2 separate regions of the Homo sapiens genome follow, and region 2 is linked to region 1. A link is a contact called in ENCODE Hi-C data. All regions are on one chromosome and are shown on one strand. Each heading gives the region's core, a stretch centred on a gene start or an enhancer-like site at or near the end of the contact. The rest is flanking DNA. Distances are from core to core; before and after follow the strand shown. Region 1 holds the start of MPPE1 (metallophosphoesterase 1). Region 2 holds the start of PPP4R1-AS1 (PPP4R1 antisense RNA 1).

Region 1 (5,982 bases), core at 2,885-5,384:
GTGCTAGGATTACAGGTGTGCACCACCGCGCCCGGACTGTTTTAGCAAATTTGACAAAATGTGGGTAATTTATCCATATAATAGAAAATGCCTAATATTCATTAATTGAAAATTAGAAATTACATTAAAATATTCGGTACTGTTTTTTAAACTATTCTACTTTTACATATTTGGGAAGATTATTTTCTTTAACGATTCTGTTTTATATATTTTATTAATTGTGTTATCTGTTTCCTGAAATTAATATATGCTAGAAGGAAAATTACCTTTATAAATGTCAGCATCTTAAAAGTCATGTCAATATGCAGATTTTGATAACAATCGGTATAGATAAACTAATTCTAAAGTTAGGAATGGGGCCAGGCGCGGTGGCTCAGACCTGTAATCCCAGCACTTTGGGAGGCCGAGGTGGGCGGATCACTTGAGGTTAGGAGTTCGAGACCAGCCTGGCCAACATGGCAAAACCCTGTCTCTATTAAAAATGCAAAAATTAGCTGGGTGCGGTGGCGGGTGCCTGTAATCCCGGCCACTCAGGAAGCTGAGGCAGGAGCATGGCTTGAACCCGGGAAGCAGAGGTTGCAGTGAGCCAAGATGAGCCACTGCACTCTAGTCTGGGTGACAAAGTAAGACTCTGTCTCAAAAATAAATAAATAAATAAAGTCAGGAATAGGTCATGCCATGCTTTATTATATCCGTGATGCTTTATTATATCTGTGACTTTGAAAATTAACATTATTTTACTAACCATACTCAACAATGCTTTTTAAAAAGGGATTTATGACATATAATTCTTTTGGAAATTAAAATGCATGGTATAATTCTATGGTTGGTCAGATTACACTTCAGGTGTAAATGAATTACCTTAAAAATGTATTTCTTAGGTTTATGTTTTATGGACTTAATAAATATTTTATTACAATTTTTTTTTTTTTTAGACAGAATCTCACTCCGTCACCCAGGCTGGAGTGCAGTGGCACGATCTCGGCTCACTGCAACCTCCACCTCCTGGGTTCAAGTGATTCTCCTGCCTCAGCCTCCCGAGTAGCCGGGAATACAGACGCATGCCACCGCTCCTGGCTAATTTCTGTATTTTTAGTAGAGCCGTGGTTTCACCATATTGGCCAGGCTGATCTCGAACTCCTGACATTGTGATCTGCCCTCCTTGGCCTCCCAAAGTGCTGGGATTACAGGCGTAAGCCACCGCACCCAGCAGAAAAAAATCTTAAACTTACAAAAACATAGAGAGAAATATAGCAAATGCTTGTATTAGTTTTCTATGGCTGCTGTAACAAATTACTACCACTTTGGTGACCTAAAACAACCCAAATTTACTACCGTACAAGTCCTGTAGGTCAGGAGCCCACACGGGGCTCACTGGGCTAAAACTCAGGTGATGGCAGGACACCTGAGCATCTGCAGGATCATTCATTCCTTGCCTTTTCCACCTTGAGAGGCCACCTGTGGCATTCCTGGGCTTGTGGCCCCTTCCTCCATCTCCGGAGTCAGCACCAGCGGCCACATCCTTGTCAGGTTGAATCTCTCTGAACTTCCTTCCAGTGTTACGTCTCTTTCCAATTCTCATTTGCAGGTAAAGGTTCTCGGAAGGACCCAATGAGACTGGGCTCACTGGGATAATCCAGGATCATCTCCCATCTCAAGGTTCTTCATCGCATACTTGCAAAGCCCCTTTTGCCATGTCAGGTAACTTGTTCACAGGTTTGAAGATTAGAATGTGGGCATGTTTGGGGGGCATAATTAGGCCTAGCACAATGCCCATGTACCCATCTCCTTGCTTAAACATTAAACACTTTGCCAATATTGTTTCTCCTATCTCTCACTTTGTTCTCTAAAAAACTCCAGGAATTTGTTATTAAATTTTATTAAAGCAAATCCCAGAAATAATATAATTTGCCTGTAAATATGTTAATATGTTTCTCTGAGGCCTTTAAAAATCATAGCCACTATGGTATTATCGTAATAAAATTACCTGAAGTTATTTAATGTCACCTAACATTCAGTCCATGTTTAAGTTTCCCAATTTTTTTTTTTTTTTTTGAGATGGAGTCTCACTCTGTCGCCCAGGCTGGAGTGCAGTGGCGTGATCTGGGCTCACTGCAAGCTCTGCCTCCCGGGTTCACACCATTCTCCTGCCTCAACCTCCCGAGTAGCTGGGACTACAGGCACCTGCCACTACACCCGGCTAATTTTTTTTTTTTTTTTTTTTTTTTTAGTAGAGACGGGGTTTCACCGTGTTAGCCAGGATGGTCTTGATCTCCTGACCTCCTGATCTGCCCGCCTCGGCCTCCCAAAGTGCTGGCATTACAGGCAAGAACCACCGCGCCTGGCCGCCAATGTTTTTAAAAATGCCATTTATTTATGTAAAAGTTTGTTTGTCTTAATCATGACCCAAACAAGGTCCACAAATTGCATTTGGCTAATGTGTCTCTCAAGGTCCCCCCACCCTCTTTTTTTTAAAGACATGGGGGGTCTAGCTGTGTTGCCCAGCCTGGAGTGCAGTGGCTATTCACAGCTGTGATCATAGCTCACTACAGCCTTGAACTCTGGCCTTAAGCAATCCTCCCACTTCAGCCTCTGAACATTTATTTTTGAAAAAAGAAATTGGGTCATTTGGTTTGTAGAATTTCCCACATTCTGGATTTGGCAGATTACTTCCTGGTGGTGTAATCTAATGGGTTCATTTGGCCCCTGTATTTCCTTTAGCCTGTGATTAGTGTTATAAGCTTAACTGGTTCTAGTTTCCCTTTCTTTGTTAGTCAGAGAGAATACTTTAGAGGTGAGGCTGCAAACAATCCACGGTGCCATATTAGTGTGTTTATGGAATCAGGCTGTCCCAGTTTCGATTATGTCAAAGTTGTTCACCTGATCATATCTGAAGATATTACAATATTCTTAATAATAATAACCATTTACCGCATACTTATTGTATACCAGGCATTTTGCTGGCTGTGTCCTATATAATTCCTCAAACCACATCTCCGTGTATTAACCACACTCATAGATTTGTGAAAATGTACCAGAATTGACTGGTTGGAAGGCTCTATGTGGATTATTACTCTGAGCATGTTTACTTCTTGAAATATGAAATAATGGCTCCTGCTTTTAATATACAGGCTTATTTTGAGGATTTTTTGAACGGATGTGAGAGCACTTAGAAAACTGGAACGCGCCGCGCTACACCATTAAAATTAGTAACATCAGTGAGAAAAAAGCAAGTGCATAATAAATATTATAGTTATCCTGATTGTCTCCTTTATTCATCACACACTTCCTAAGCACATCTCTGGAGGGCACTTTCCAAGGCTCCGGGGGAGGAGAGGAAAGAGGCGCAGCCAGGCCTGGTGGGTCCCGGAGGGGCAGCGCGGCGCGGGAGGGGAACGGGGAGGCACGGCCTGGCTGCCACCGCGCGCGGAACCCGGGAGCGGCTCCGGGGCTGTCAGCTGCCCGCCTGGCTCCTCCAAGGCCTGGAGCTCGGACGCGGGCTCTGGGGGCTTCTGGGGCGCGGAAGCGGGCTCGCGGGGAGCAGTGGCCGCCCCCGGCCGCCGCGGTGGCTGTGCTCAGAAGCCGGCCCTGGCGTCAGGAGGCCGGGCGCGCGGCGCGGGGCGCGAGTTCCCCTGCCCGCCTGTGCGCCCCGCAACGGGCCTTTCCTGGGCCCTAACGACAGCTCGCCCGTGCTTCGCCCTCGCAGCTCTCCTGTGTCCCCAAAATGCCTTTCCCGCGTCCCCCGCCCTTCAGCGGTGACTGCCCAGGGGACTCTGTAACGCGACACTCAGACTGCCGAGCCTGCCAGGCACTTCGCGGAGGGCGCTAGGGGCCGGGACGCGGCCGCCGAGCGTAGGTTCCGGCCTTTACTCCGAGTTGCGCACGGAGCCCCAGCTGCGGTTGTCCGCTCTGGGGATCACAGGCCGCGGAGACCCGGGAGCCACCCGCCGGGCCCCTTCAGACGACCCGCTTCCGCAAACCGGCCGTGGGACTCCGGCGCCGGGCGGACGAAGCGGCTCCGGGAAGACTCGGTCTTCCCCGCCCGCCTGAGGTCGCCGGGGCGGGGCTTCAGTGACAGGCCCGCGCGCTACCGCGGAAACAGGAAGTTGGCTGGGTGCGCGCCGGCTCCGGCTGCAGTTCCCGGGTCCCTCGGCCACCGAAGCCACCCTGCCCTGGTGAAAGGGCTCCCGCACCGCCCGGTGCTCCCCATCTGCCTGGCGTTGTGCGCAGAGCTGGAAAGCATGGCTGTTGTATGTATTCTTGCGCCCGTGTGACAACATTTAAACTTCTAAAAACGGAACCTCCTTCCGTGTTAGGATTGCAAGTTAACCTAGGAAAAACAGCATTCTGCAAATTATTTGCTGGAAAATCTCGGTGACTTAAGGCCCATGTATTACTTTGCAGGGGTCTCTCACTCTAGTTTGCTGGTGTAGATTTTTTAAAAAATCCATCTTATCAAAAAATACCGTTTAAGGTGGAAAATTTCAAATGCAAGTCGCAGTTGATGAGATTGCAATTAATATATTTAAGATAGTGAATTAGAGAAAAACTACAGGTCAGTGCATATTAAGTATTTTTTTCATATTTTGGGGGGATTAGATTTTTAACGATAACTTTGAAGTTAAAAATTAAAAGATAGGCTGGGTGCCGTTGCTTAGGCCTGTAATTCCAGCACTCTGGGACGCTGAAGTGGGAGGATGGCTTGATCCCAGAGATGCGAGACCAGCCTGGGCAACATAGCAAGTCCCCCGCCCCCACCATAACAACAAAAGTACCAAAAAAAAAAAAAAAAAAAGCCAGGTGTAGTGGCACGCACCTGAAGTCCCTGCTACTCGAGAAGTTGTGGGGGAAAGGATCGCTTCAGCGCAGGAGTTTGGGGCTGCAGCGAGCTGTGACGCAGCCTGCGGTTGACAAAAAGTCAAAACTCTATAAAATATTTGAAGGGATTAATTCTGAGCCAAATATGAGTGACCATGGCTGGTGACACAGCCATTTGGAGACCCTGAGAACGCGTACGCAAGGTGGTCGGGGCCCAGTGTGGTTTTATGCATTTTAGGGGAGCCATGAGTCATCAGTCAAATACATGTAAGATTAAGATGTACATTGGTTCGGTCCATAAAGGTATGACAGCTGAGGAGGTGGGTGGGTCGGGGGTTTCCGGGTTATAGGTAGATTGAAAATTTTCTGATTGGCATTTGGTTGAAAGATTTATTATCAATGGAAAGGAATGTTTGGGTTACAATAAGAGGCTGTGGAGACTGAAGTTTTATCATGCAGATGAAGCCTCCAGGTAAGTTAAGTGTCCAGCATGTTAAATGCTGGTCTGCTTTTCCTGAATTCTAAAAGGGAGGAGGATGAAATGTGTCAAGTTCCACCCCCACTTCCCATCATGGCCTAAACAAGTTTTGCTTAAAACAACCTAAAACAAGGTTAACTCTGGAATGCCCTTGGTGGGGTCCATGCAGATGGTTGAGGGGTCTTAGGATTTCATTTTTGATTTACAATGGGCGGTGGAGTGAGACCCTATCTCTAAAAATAAATAAATAAATAAATACAAATTGAAAAGTTCAAAGATAAATTTTTTTTTTTTTTTTTTGAGACGGAGTTTCGCTCTTGTTGCCCAGGCTGGAGTGCAATGGCGCGATCTCGGCTCACTACAACCTCCGCCTCCCGCATTCAAGCGATTCTCCTGCCTCAGCCTCCCGAGTAGCTGGGATTACAGGCATGTGCCACTACCCTGGCTGATTTTGTATTTTTAGTAGAGACGGGGTTTCTCCATGTTGGTCAGGCTGGTCTTGAACTCCCGACCTCAGGTGATCACCCACCTCGGCCTCTCAAAGTGCTGGGATTACAGGCATGAGCCACTGCGCCCAGCCTAAAGATAAAATATTTGGCTCCCAATTATGGCTTGCAGTGATTATTCACACATGTTGGGCAGAAATGTTTTATATAATTTATATATAAATACAGGTATTTTATATT
Region 2 (5,982 bases), core at 1-2,500, 2.3 Mb after region 1:
GAGAAAGGCCTTTAGTTTTAATTATTTTATAGTTGAGAAAATTAGACACATACTCGGGGTTACGGGGTCTATTCTGATTTTTATTACTCCTAGAAATTTCATACAGATTATAATCTGTCTATCTTGTTAGTAATATCTGACTGAATTTTTTGGAATAGCTATGTGTAGAACCCATTTTATTACACAGATTTAGGAATCTCAGAGGATCTGATTCCTTAGTCTCTTAAATCTTCAGTGGCATTAAATGCCAACACATTGTCCTTGGTCAAGACTACAACGTAGAAAGGAACAAGCTAATTAACTACTTAGAATTCCCTCTCCTAAGAGACCACATCGCCAAAGTGGCACCATGACACAGCTTGGTGTTTTGTTGGTCACTTTAGGAGAACACCATTTTGGAGGCCTTGGGTGGAGCTGGAGATAGAGCCATGGAGGTAGAATCGTGTCGGAAAACCTGGGTTTAGCCCCATTTTGTACTTGGGCGTTTGAGCTAATCGCTTAAGTCACGTAAAACAACAAGACTAATAAAGTCTGGGATACAGACTTTAACACCTCAAGTGCTGCCAAAAGTATTTAGAAGACAAAGCGAATCATAGGCACCCTTCACCGAGCACCTCCTAGACATCAAGAACCATGCTAGGTTCCCTACATTCTTCATTTAATGCCAATAACCCCACGAGGCAGTTATCACCTTCATTCTACAAATGGGCCCCACTCCTACCAATTAACTGGCTGAATCAGGATCTGACCCCGGGCCTGCCAACGCTCCCGCTGGTGGATTGCCCGCCTTGTCAGCTCGAGTTGGCAGGACGTGGGAGTAAAAACCCGGCGCCCCAGCCTTCACCGTGCTGCACGAGGAAGCTGGCTAGGCAGGCATGACTTTGTCAGTCAACCATCCCGCAGCCGGGCCCTGGGCTTTGTTAGCAGCCACTTGGCGAGGGCCCCGGGCGGGTGGGGAGGCGGCGCTTCCTCCAAGAGGAGGTGGGACCCCGGCCCCGACGACCTCGGAGCCGCCCCCGGCCCCGGATCGCCGACGACGTACGTGCAGGCCTGGGGATGGGGCGCTGGCTGCGAGCGGCGCGCCCGCCGAGATGGCTGCGGCTGGCAGGGCGGTGGGCGAGGCCGGTGACCCAATAAAGCGGCCGGGCCGCGGGAGGCCCCGCCCGGCCGGGTTCCGGCACTCGCCGCAGGGTCCCGGCCGGCGGCAGGTTGCGCGCCCCCGTCCGCAGCGCTCGGCGTGAGGGCGGCTCGGGAGGAGGGTGTGAGCGCGCGTCGCCGGGCCGGGACCCGGCAAGCAGCGGGAAAGGCGGGAGGCGGGAGCGCCGGTCGCCCGGGAGCCGCGCGGAGGGGCAGGCGGGGCGGGGCGGGGCGCGGCCGGGGGCCCGGGCGGCCGGGAGCCGCGCCGCCCGCGGCAGGCCCGGGCCCTCGGCCCGCCCCGCGCGCGCGCCCCCGCCAGCCCGGCCCTCCTCCTCCCCGCCGCCCCTCCCGCGCGCGTCCACCGGCTCCCCGGCTCGCGCCGCTCCATGTAGCCCCGGCTCCCCGGGCGGCCGCGGAGGAGGGGGCGACCACAAGATGGCGGGTACGTGGCCCCCTGTTCTCCGGGCGGCGGCGGCTCCTCGAGCCCACCCGCCCTCCGCCGCAGCCCTGAGTGGCTGCCGGGCCGGGGCCGGCGTGGGGTCCCGGCGCGGGAAGGCGCCCCCGGGGCGGGGGGGAGGCGGGCGGGGGGGGGGCGTCGCGCCGGGCCCCGGGGCGCTGACCGGGCCTTTCTTCTCTCCCCTCGGCGCAGACCTCTCGCTGCTTCAGGAGGACCTGCAGGAGGACGCAGACGGATGTGAGTGGCCCGGCCTCGCGGTGGCCTGGCAGTCCGCGGGGAGCGGCCGGGGAGGGCGGGCGGCGGCGAGGCCTGGGCCGGGCCCTGGCTGGCTGAGGGGACGGTGGGCGAGGGCGGCCCCAGGCGGGCTGGGGTGGCGATCGGGGGGGAAAATCTCGCGTCCGTGAGGAAACGGCGCGCCCAGGTTCCGCTGGGGGAGGGAGACGCCCGGAGTAACGCCCAAGTTCGCTTTCCGCCCTTCGCTCTCTTCTCCCGGCGCCCCCGAATCGCCTGCGGGCTCAGCAGTGGCGCGGCTGTTTTGGAAGGAGAAGCGGTGGGGCAGGATTTGAAGTGGGGTTTGGGTGTGTTTCTGCCCCTGGTGTCCCCTTCCCCCGTCACTCTAGGAAGGAAGAGGCTCGCGCGGGAGGTGTGTTTCCTTAGAGTCGCTCTTCCAGGAGCGCCCGGGGGTCAGCCTGGGCCCCGGCTAGCCGTCTGGGCTCCCCGACCCGGTTTTGGATTGTTTGAGGATGACATACCTGTCATTTTACTTTGGCTGGTAGCAGTTTTCAGATGCTCCCGATTTGATTAGTGGATTACGAGAAGGTTAGAAGGTGTGGCCTCCGCAGGAATTACTAGGTTTGGAGAGCATATTTCTTTAATGCGGATGTTCAGAAATCACCCAGCCCTCCTTCAGTGTTAACAGTGCAGCTTTCCTTTGAGGTACTGAAGTTTTTAAAGAGTTGACGCTTTTATTTTTAAAAAGACAAAGTTTCTGACATTTCCTGATGGCGACGGAATTGATATTTAGAAAGGAATTTTTCGTCTTATATGTACTTTTCTAAGCCTCAGAAAATAATTTGGGTCACGATAGAAAAGACAAAAGAGTTAAGCAGGTTTGTATTGAAAGAAGTGACAAATTGCAGTTAACTTAAAATAGTTTCTATTCTTGCTAATCTTCCAAAATAGCGACCCATCAAAAAATCAATAGGTTTTGAGATGCATTTTAAAAATGCAGAGTGTGCAAAATATATAAGCGAAGATCATGGGATACATAAGGGACCAAGAAATTGTTCTGAGTTGAGATGATAACCATAGTAGGATTGTGGTCTGTTTAGTGGAAAGCCTACCGGATGCTGAGATTGACTGTCTAGTACCTGTATAAGTAATTTCAGAGATGGCTGCAGTTTGAAATTACTCTTTTAAATACTCTGTAGTTAATCCTTAGCATTGTCTAATGTGGTTCCCTTACTCAGAGTAAACTTAATTTTTAGATTCCTGGTTGTTTTGAGTAAAGTAAGGGGGATTTACTATTTAGATGGATTATCTGAAACGAGTAATTTATCTTTAAAGTAAATGAACCACATCCAAACTTTTGCTAAGTCTGTGTTTTTAGTGAGGTGGCTCAAAACAGCTCTCTTAAAGGGAGCAGTACTCATGTAGTGAAGGGCAGCTTTAACATTTTATTTAATGTTTACCTTAAGCCACTTATCTGCCTAATAGTAAGTTTGAGATATTATTTAAGGCATCTGTTGATTTCAGATCTCTTGCCAGGTTAGGATTGGAGAAATGGCCCTGATTATGTTACCTCGAGGAGGGCTTTTTATATTTATGTTCGACTTCGTAAATAGAAGATTCATTTATTCAGCAAGTATTTATGACTGGAGCAAAAACTTCTCACTCCTGAAGGATGAAATGCAGTCTCAGTTTCTTCCTTAGCCCCCAAGAAGCACAGTGTAGAGGGGAAGGCATACCTGTGAAAAATTCAACCATGAGTTTCAACACTCTGCCAGGTACTGGGGATGGAGCTTTGAGAAAGATGGGCACAACCCATGCCCTCTAGTGGTTTACAAGCAGTTTTGAATCTAGGTGTACAGTACAGTATTACAGTTACCACTGGAGCCAGGCTGCTCTGTTTGTCTTAGCAGTGTCTTTTTGGGCAGACTTGGGCAACTCACTTAACCTCCCTATGCCTCAGTTTTGTCATTTGTAAGTAGGCATAAGAAATATTACCTACTTCATAGAGTTGTTCAAGGCTGTACATGAGTTAGTGCCTCTGAAGCACTTGGAACAATTCCTGGTAAACAGCGATGATTATGATTATGTTTGCTGTTATGAGAAAAGAGCAAGGGAAGCTTAAAAGAAGAGCAGAGAAGGAAACACTGATGTTGAACCTTACAGAATGAAGGTACTTAAAGATGCTGCCAATGCTCGCAACTAAATTTTTTTTTTTTTTGAGATGGAGTTTCACTCTTGTTGCCCAGGCTGGAGTGCAAAATGGCGCGATCTCGGCTCACCGCAACCTCTGCCTCCCGGGTTCAAGTGATTCTCCTGCCTCAGCCTCCCAAGTAACTGGGATTACAGGCGTGTGCCACCACGCCTGGCTAATTTTGTACTTTTAGTAGAGACGGGGTTTCTCCATGTTGATCAGGCTGGTCTCGAACTCCCGACCTCAGGTGATCCACCTGCCTTGGCCTCCCAAAGTGCTGGGATTACAGGCGTGAGCCACTGCGCCCGGCTGCAACTAACTTTTTAAAGATTCTGTTTCCTGTGCATTTTAATTTAGGATAAAACAGACATTGAAGGCACAATAGTTATTTGCATATTCATAATTTGGTTGAAGGCTTTGTTAGAGTAATTGCTTATTTTTCTCAGTTACTAAAGTTTTTACAGGTGATACCTTTACCCAGAATATTCAGGAACAAAGGACTTTTGGACATATGGCCAGTTGAAGGACCACTTCCCATCTCTTGTGAAGGGAGAAAGAATGAGGGGGAACACTGGGCCATGGTGCCTCCTTAGAGAGCAAGATGGTTGGTAAAGGACTGAGACAGCTGTCACATCCTGGAGAAGCTGGAGAAGGTAGAGGACCCAAAGGTAGAGGAACGGAGCTTGGGCTGCCCTTATAACACGGTTGTTATCTCGTGAGCCTGAGTTTCTCTGTCTATGGTAAAACTCCAGAGTATGGAGCCCAACCTCCAGAGTAGTTGTAAACAAGTCCTACTACTTCAGCCAAGCTAGGTGTAAGTTGGCCCTTGGGATGGGAAGAAATTGTTTTCTGGTCAAGCTCTAGAATCTTGGTTGACCTTCCTAAATGCAGAACCTGGACTATGAGGGAAGAGACAGTAAGTTCTGTTGTGCAGATGATCTAGGAAAGGACCTAGCTGGAGTCTAGGACTTGAAAGAGGGGCATTGCCAGACATTGCTAAGAGTCTCAGGTCTTTCGATTTGATTTGTTTTAATCCCGTCTCTGTACAGAGGCACAGAGTCGGGGAAAAGGTTGGTCAAAGACTGACTTGACTGATAACCTTTGGAGGAAAAAAAATCCTAATGAGGGAAAAATGGATGGTATTTGTGTGTGTGTGTGTGTGTGTGTGTGTGTACACATAATTTCATTGAAGGAGTTTCATTAGAACTTAAACTTTTATCAAGTAACTTATAAAGGTAAGTAAATGAAATCATTATCAGGTACTCTTAAATTTAGGAGAATAGGCTGGGTGCAGTGGCTCATGCCTGTAATCCCAGCACTTTGGGAGGCCGAGGTGGGCGGATCACGAGGTCAGGAGATCGAGACCATCCTGGCCAACATGGTGAAATGTCTACTGAAATACAAAAAAAAATTAACTGGGCGTGGTGGCGTGCACCTGTAGTCGCAGCTGCTCAGGAGGCTGAGGCAGGGGAGTTGCTTGAACCCAGGAGGTAGAGGTTGCAGTGAGCCAAGATTGTGCTACTGCACTCCAGCCTGGCGACAGAGCAAGACTCCGTCTCAAAAAAAAAAAGTTTAGGAGAATAATGCAATAAAAACCATATGTATTTAAGTTTAAAAGTGAAACTTTCAGTACTGTATCATGAAATACTTTGAATTTCAAATTGAAAGCAAACCAGTGACTCCATTTGAACATAGGTTATCTCAGCAGATTTCAGAGTTGGGTAAACCCTTTTTAACTTTTTATATTTAATTATGTTCCTTAAATAATGGGAGACAATACAAAATTGTAGATGTTTAGAAAAAATTATTTCAGATTTCTGTTTTAGTTTCCAAAGATGCAATTTTGATTCACATTTAAGTTGGTAGATTCCTAAAATGAAATGAGACTAAGATACGGTTAAGATTTGATGAGCCAATGCTTGTAAAAATAATTTCATTGAAGGAGTTTCATTAGAACTTAAGCTTT

The links. Hi-C counts contacts between places; a loop is a spot of excess contacts on that map. Pooled maps may share reads with other maps.
Region 2: a pooled map shows a loop between it and region 1 (10-fold over the local background). The contact joins the promoter of PPP4R1-AS1 here to the promoter of MPPE1 in region 1. A Hi-C loop is called at or near these places in 7 of 50 pooled maps.

What each region holds. Positions count from the first base shown.
Region 1 is chr18:11,906,469-11,912,450 of GRCh38, reverse strand. MPPE1 (metallophosphoesterase 1) reads left to right here and starts at 4,134. Exons shown (of 11, transcript NM_023075.6): 1 at 4,134-4,250. LOC101927511 (a long non-coding RNA gene) reads left to right here. Exons shown (of 4, transcript XR_007066296.1): 4 at 1,589-1,902. RefSeq lists a silencer at 3,342-3,741.
Region 2 is chr18:9,610,075-9,616,056 of GRCh38, reverse strand. It overlaps PPP4R1-AS1 (PPP4R1 antisense RNA 1), which reads right to left and starts at 1,250. Exons shown (of 3, transcript NR_110773.1): 1 at 1,043-1,250. It overlaps PPP4R1 (protein phosphatase 4 regulatory subunit 1), which reads left to right and starts at 1,498. Exons shown (of 20, transcript NM_001042388.3): 1 at 1,498-1,579; 2 at 1,787-1,831. The coding sequence starts at 1,573. RefSeq lists silencers at 802-1,311, 1,412-1,681, 1,782-2,031 and an enhancer at 2,302-2,381.